Regions from separate parts of the Mus musculus genome. Here region 1 is linked to region 2. The links are chromatin loops, found by intact Hi-C in ENCODE. Cell type or tissue: left cerebral cortex. All regions are shown on one strand. Links, peaks and the distances in the headings refer to the core of each region. The heading gives the core; the rest is flanking DNA.

Region 1 (2,911 bases), core at 244-2,743, 48 kb before region 2:
TTTAGTATCTTTCCTCTCCTTACTTCCTATGAACTCTTTCTCTGGCATTCTGTTCAAAGTGCTGTGAACCTTCAGGATCCAGTTTCTGTCTAGAGGGAACAGCTGCAGTGTCAACATATCAGATCTGTAAACCTATATACCATATCATATACCTGATCTCGGACAACTCCCTTTCAAAGGTGAAAAGTGAAATTGGTGAATAACTCTTATAGGACGTATGTGGCATGGGCAGGCTATCCTCAGAGAGTATTCCAAGAGTCTGAAAGATAAGATAAGCAGACAGAGACTAGACTAACTTTTAAATCAGGAAACTCAGGATAGAGGGTTCCAGTTACTGGGAGTGCCAGTACCTGGCAAACACAGAAGTGGATGCTCACAGTCATCTATTGGATGGAACACAGGGCCCCCAATGGAGGAGCTAGAGAAAGCACCCAAGGAGCTGAAGGGTCTGCAACTCTATAGGAGGAACAACAATATGAACTAACCAGTAACTCAGAGATTGGCTTCCCTCTGTCTCCTGAGATTAAAGATGTGTCTGTATTACCAGCTGGGATCACACAGACCTAGAAGACCTTTGGCTATTATCCCTTGCCAAAACAGCCACATTCCTGGATTAAAATTCTCTACAGGATCATATCTTTGTACTATTACCAATTGAAAGACTATTTCCGACAATAGCTGTTTAACAGACATTTCGTGAGTAAATGAATTAATGAATAAATCATTGGGATTACACATTTCTATTGAGTACTTATAGTCGTGGGACACCATGAAGGATGAAGATGGAGTAGCAATCAAAACCTGTGCTTCTATATATGAAAAAGTATGCCTAAGCATTATACCGTCCTTCTGCCTAAGGGGATGAATTTTATATGGATGACTAATTAGACATGTTTACTAACAGTAAAGGGGATGTTATTGCAATGAGTTCTGGGCTCTGACATAATTCGAGAATTAAATATTAATGAGGAAGGAGAGACATCAGGATGGATGAAGGGCATCATTTGAGAAGAACAGAAAAACATAATGGTATGCACGCACATTTGAGGACAAAGAGGGCTAGCTGTAATATGAATTCATGGATTGAATCTGAATTCATAAAACCTCTTGTATATATCAGTGGCATTCTGAGAGGAATTAGAGTCACTCTCACATGATGCTAAAAGTTCTCAGTCTGGGCAAGAAGAGGGGACAAGAGTGTAGTGCTGCTCATAGAAGGTTGTGAAAAGCAGTCAAACAAAGAATAGCCTGGAGGTTTGTTCTAAGGGGTATTCAGCAACCCACGGGACACCTCCTCCGCCTCCTGGCAGAAGCAGAATCCTGCTGCTCCTGTGCCAGCAGAGGCAATGTTTAGCTCTCTTAGCTGAGCTCATCCTCAGGAAAACTAGAAAAGCAGACAGGATTTGCCACCAACCTGTTATAGTTTCTCGTCTTTGTACAGACCCGGGCATCCTCTTCTCTTTTCTCTAATTTCCAGATTTCCTTAATCTCATTTGTTTACGAGGCTCTCTCCCTATCTACAGCTTCCCGTCAGGGCATCCTGACATGCTATTTCCTGGGCCTCAGTCCCTCCTAGTCCTCCCTAGTGACCATGGCACCATGTTTTGTCTCTAGAAAATTTGTTTGACCACTTTGAGCTGGATTGTTAGTGGCTGACAATTGTTTTGACTCCTAGTGTGGTATTTTCCCACATGGGAATTCTTCCAGCCGTTCCAATGGTTTAATCAAAAGGTGAAGTAAATGTTAAATATTAAGTAGAAGAAACTACTTGAAAAGCTTAGTCATATGAAGATTTCCATTTAAAGTGTATGTTAATCCTTTCAAAGATTGAGATTTTTTAACAAATGGATTCCAGGTATATATACATATATCAGTGAAATAAGCAAAGCACACAGTACTTAAAATTTTGTTTTTACTTTTATGATTTTAAAATACCACTGTTTGTATTTTGAGGAGTGCATTTGTCAAAGTAGCTAATCATGTTGATTTTTTTTAAAGACCAGGACAAATATATAATGAGAATTTGGAAGACTGCCCAGTAAGTTTTTTGAGACATGAGTGATGGTGGCTGCTGTATCTTCTATGCTCTTTCTTGACTCTTCCTGACCAGGGCACACCCTGCCCAACCCAGGGTGGATATAAGACAGGTCATTGTTTCGTATTCTAGTGACACAGGAGTCCATTGTGTTCACGGTATTTGGAGAGGGAACCAAGGAAGGCTGCCATGAATTATTAACAGCTGCTCTTCTGAACCTGTTTGAGAGTGTGATGCTGCTTGCTTCCCATGCTCCTGAGACCTCATTCTTCTAGGATATGAGAAAGAAAAAAGGGGCGGTGGGGACAAAAGTGAAAGTAAGCACAGAGAGATGGAAGAGAAATGGAGGCAAGGACCACCACAGTGCTTCTCACTGTCCGTGGGATGGCAACACTGGCAAAGAAAACTTGCCAAGATTTGGCCAGGGATTTGATTGGCAGTGCCTGCTCACTATATTTTCCTTACTTAAAAACAACTGCCTCCAGATTGCATATTTCATCCAATCCCTGATAGAACACACCTTAGGTTTTAAGCATTTGTGGTTTTTTTTCATTGTAAGATAGGGTGCCTTCAGTTCACTTCTTGATCTTGCCTATTATCATGACATTGTAACCACACATACAGAGAGGAGAGAGAGACAGAGACATACAGAAAGACAGACAGACAGAGAGACAGAGACAGACAGAGAGACAGACAGAGAGAACTGGTTATGATCTCTGTTGGGGATGAACCATGCTGACATGGTCAGTGTACTATGGCTCACATTCTGAATACAGCTTGCTGTATATGAAAATAGTTTTATTGTCTTTTAAATAGCTTTGTTGGAACACAGCAGTGCTCATTCACTGATACATCATTCATGGGTCTGGATGATTC
Region 2 (2,911 bases), core at 91-2,590:
CATTTCGCTTCTGGGCAGTAGCCAACCATGGAAAGTTTTAAGCACATTTGGGAGAGGGATGAAGCTAGTCAGGGCGGCCTTGGCAGAACCGATGCCTTCAGAGGGGCGGACACATTCCCCTAACCGAGGGGGCGAGCAGTAGGTTTGGACCAGACGATCTGCCACCGCCAGCCTCCCTCCAGCCTTGGGCGGCCTGAACAGGCGCACTCCAGCTTCCTCAATAGCTGGAGGACGTGCTTCCCTGGAGCGCACCTGCCTGGTGAATGGCCAGACTCCGGAGCTACGGGTCCTCGCCCAGCTTGGCCTCAGGTGGCCCGAGGCAAGGGGGAAGAGCGGTCGGCGGGGCTGACACACGTCAGTCGTCCTTCTCCCCGCCCTCCAGGACCCAGCGGGACTGCGTACGGGCGCGGAGACAAATTTGACCGATTCTCTAGCCAATCAGAAGAGAGGTCGGCAGGCTGAGCCAATGGAAGAGCTTGCAGGGGGCAGGCCGTCAGCGTCCTCCCGCCCCCGGTTGGTGAGCCTGGTATGTCTCCAGCCCTCCCTTGAGCGTCAGTCTCAGTGCGGAGCTCGCGGCGGCCAGAGCAACTTCGGCTGGCTGCAGGCTGGGCGGCGGCGGCGGCGAGGGCGGCGGCGTTGGCGGCGGGAGCGGCGGAGCTGGGGCCACACCCCGTCCCGGACTTTTTCTCTTTCCAGTCCTCTCCCCGCCGTGCGGGACACGGTTCCGGGAGCAGAGCGGCCGCCCACGCCCCAAGCATCCTCATCTGACGAGCGGGCGCCGGCGGTATGATGCGGCTGCGAGGCTCGGCGATGCTACGGGAGCTGCTCTTAAGGCCGCCCGCCGCCGTCGGAGCCGTCCTGCGGCGCGCGCAGCCCCTCGGCACGCTGTGCCGGCGCCCCCGGGGCGGGAGCCGGCCGACCGCTGGCCTGGTGGCCGCTGCGCGACTCCACCCGTGGTGGGGCGGGGGCGGCCGCGCGAAGGGCCCCGGCGCGGGCGGCCTGTCCAGTTCGCCCTCGGAGATCCTACAGGAGCTGGGGAAGGGGGGTACGCCGCCACAGCAGCAGCAGCAGCAGCAGCAGCAGCCAGGGGCGTCGCCACCCGCAGCCCCGGGCCCCAAGGACAGCCCGGGGGAGACCGACGCGTTCGGCAACAGCGAGGGCAAGGAGATGGTGGCCGCGGGCGACAAGTGAGTTGCGTGGGTGAGGCTGAGGGGAGGGGTCGGGCCCTGGGCGGTGGGCGGTGGCGGTGCGGCTTAGCAACGGAGGTTCGCGGAAGAGAAAGAAAGCGATGCCAGGCGGCCTGCGACGGCTGTGCCATGTGATTAGGCCCGGCCCCGCCCGCGCCCCTCGCCTGCTCCCACTTCCCCTCCGTGGCCGGCGCGAGTCGCCCCGGGGTGACGGGTGAGCGCCGGGAGGGTCTTGCCTGCTGAAGCCCCTGCCGGGCAGAGGCTGCTGTCCGGCCGCGCCGCGTGCTCAGCGCCCCGGCTCTGCGAGGGTGATGCCACGCGAACCTCCATCTCTCCCGAGTGACATTGAGGAGTCGGGCGTAGAGCGGAGCTTCTACCTTCCCGATTCACCTTTTTGCCAGGCCGCAGTTCCCCCATTCTGTAAGCCTCCACCACCATCCCACTGGATGCCAGATGTGGCCTTGGGTTCTTAATCCTCCTGAGGTGGATCGTTTTGGCGTGCGTAGAGCCATCTGGGCCACCGGAAATAATGCTTCAGAAATGAGATTAGGCGGAATAGGGACATGTGGCCTAGAGGACGAGGAACGCAGCATGGACCACCTGTTCCTATCGGGACCAGTGATGGCTTGTCTGATGTCTTCTGTGCGGTGGACAGATTTTTAAAGGATAAAATTGTTTTAAAAGCACAAAAATAAGGTGACATAAAATACACAAAATCTAAGTAGTTTTAGGGACTTGATTGTGATAGGATGTTGACTCATTGTGTATATAGGGTGGGAATTTAGCCTAAGAGCAAAATTGAGTTTTCTTTGCTGAATGCTTTTGTGTAATATAGTTTCCCCAACTAGGTAAACACTGACTTTTAGGCTTTTTCTGTATCCTATTTTTCTGACTTTATACTGATATGGTGTATCCTGTTTTGCATTTTACTTCTCTTCCAGCTCTGCACAGTAGCTTAAGTCAAACTGAAAGTGTGAATTTTATGACTTCAATCTCAGGCCTGCTTAATGTTTCCTGTAATTGATGTGGGTACCTTCCTAAAACATTCCTGGTTATTTTCCCAGAGTGAAAATGTTATTTAAAACAAAATGAAACAACAACAAAAACCCTTAATAAGGAAAAAGGCACTTAATGATGGTATTCTGTGATAGTAGCTTTGTACCACAAACTACCTTGATGATCATGGGCACATTATTACATGTGTTGGATTAGATGACTCAAATCCCATTTAGTGTTTTTGTTTTGTTTTGCTTTTCAAGACAGGGTTTCTCTGTGAAGCCCTGGCTGCCCTGAAACTCACTCTGTAGACCAAGCTGGCCTCGAACTCAGGGATATGCCTGCCTCTGCCTCCCAAGTGCTGGGATTAATAAAGGCATGTGCAACCTCCTCCAGGCTTTGTTTTGTTTTCAAAACCTACACTTTGGTTACATTTGCACCTCTAATGTTTTAGAAAGTAGAAGATGTATTGTTTGTTTAGTCAAATACCTTACCTTCACCTTACCATCATTTGGTTTACACACATGCACAAACACATGTTTACTCTTAACAGTTAATATCCAGGTTGCAGGATGGGAGGGTACTTTCTATTAAAGTACCCTGGTTCGGGGGTGGGAGGGATTTTTGTTTTTGTTTTCCAAATTACTCTAGTGTCATTTTTAAAAAGAAAAAAAATCAGATAGGAAAATGAAGTTTTGTTTACCTAGAAGTTTCTGGTTTCATCGCCC

What was found. A loop is a pair of places that touch in the nucleus more often than their neighbours do. Peaks named below come from ENCODE experiments on the same cell type or tissue, not always from the same donor. Only the 100,000 strongest peaks of a DNase experiment are listed, where the experiment ranks them.
Region 1: a loop joins it to region 2, with 2.1 times the contacts of the local background. A loop is called at or near these places in 3 of 42 quality-filtered maps.

What each region holds. Positions count from the first base shown.
Region 1 is chr1:52,278,794-52,281,704 of GRCm38, reverse strand. No RefSeq gene overlaps it. Among named protein-coding and RNA genes, the nearest start is that of Gm31867, 22 kb to the right of the region's middle. In left cerebral cortex, for the core only: a CTCF peak has its summit at 1,338; a DNase peak (open chromatin) is centred at 1,316; H3K27ac peaks cover 1,327 bases.
Region 2 is chr1:52,230,868-52,233,778 of GRCm38, reverse strand. It overlaps Gls (glutaminase), which reads left to right and starts at 547. Exons shown (of 18, transcript NM_001081081.2): 1 at 547-1,187. The coding sequence starts at 787. In left cerebral cortex, for the core only: no CTCF peak of the experiment used is centred there; DNase peaks (open chromatin) are centred at 117, 453, 1,325 and 1,540; H3K4me3 peaks cover 2,500 bases; H3K27ac peaks cover 2,068 bases.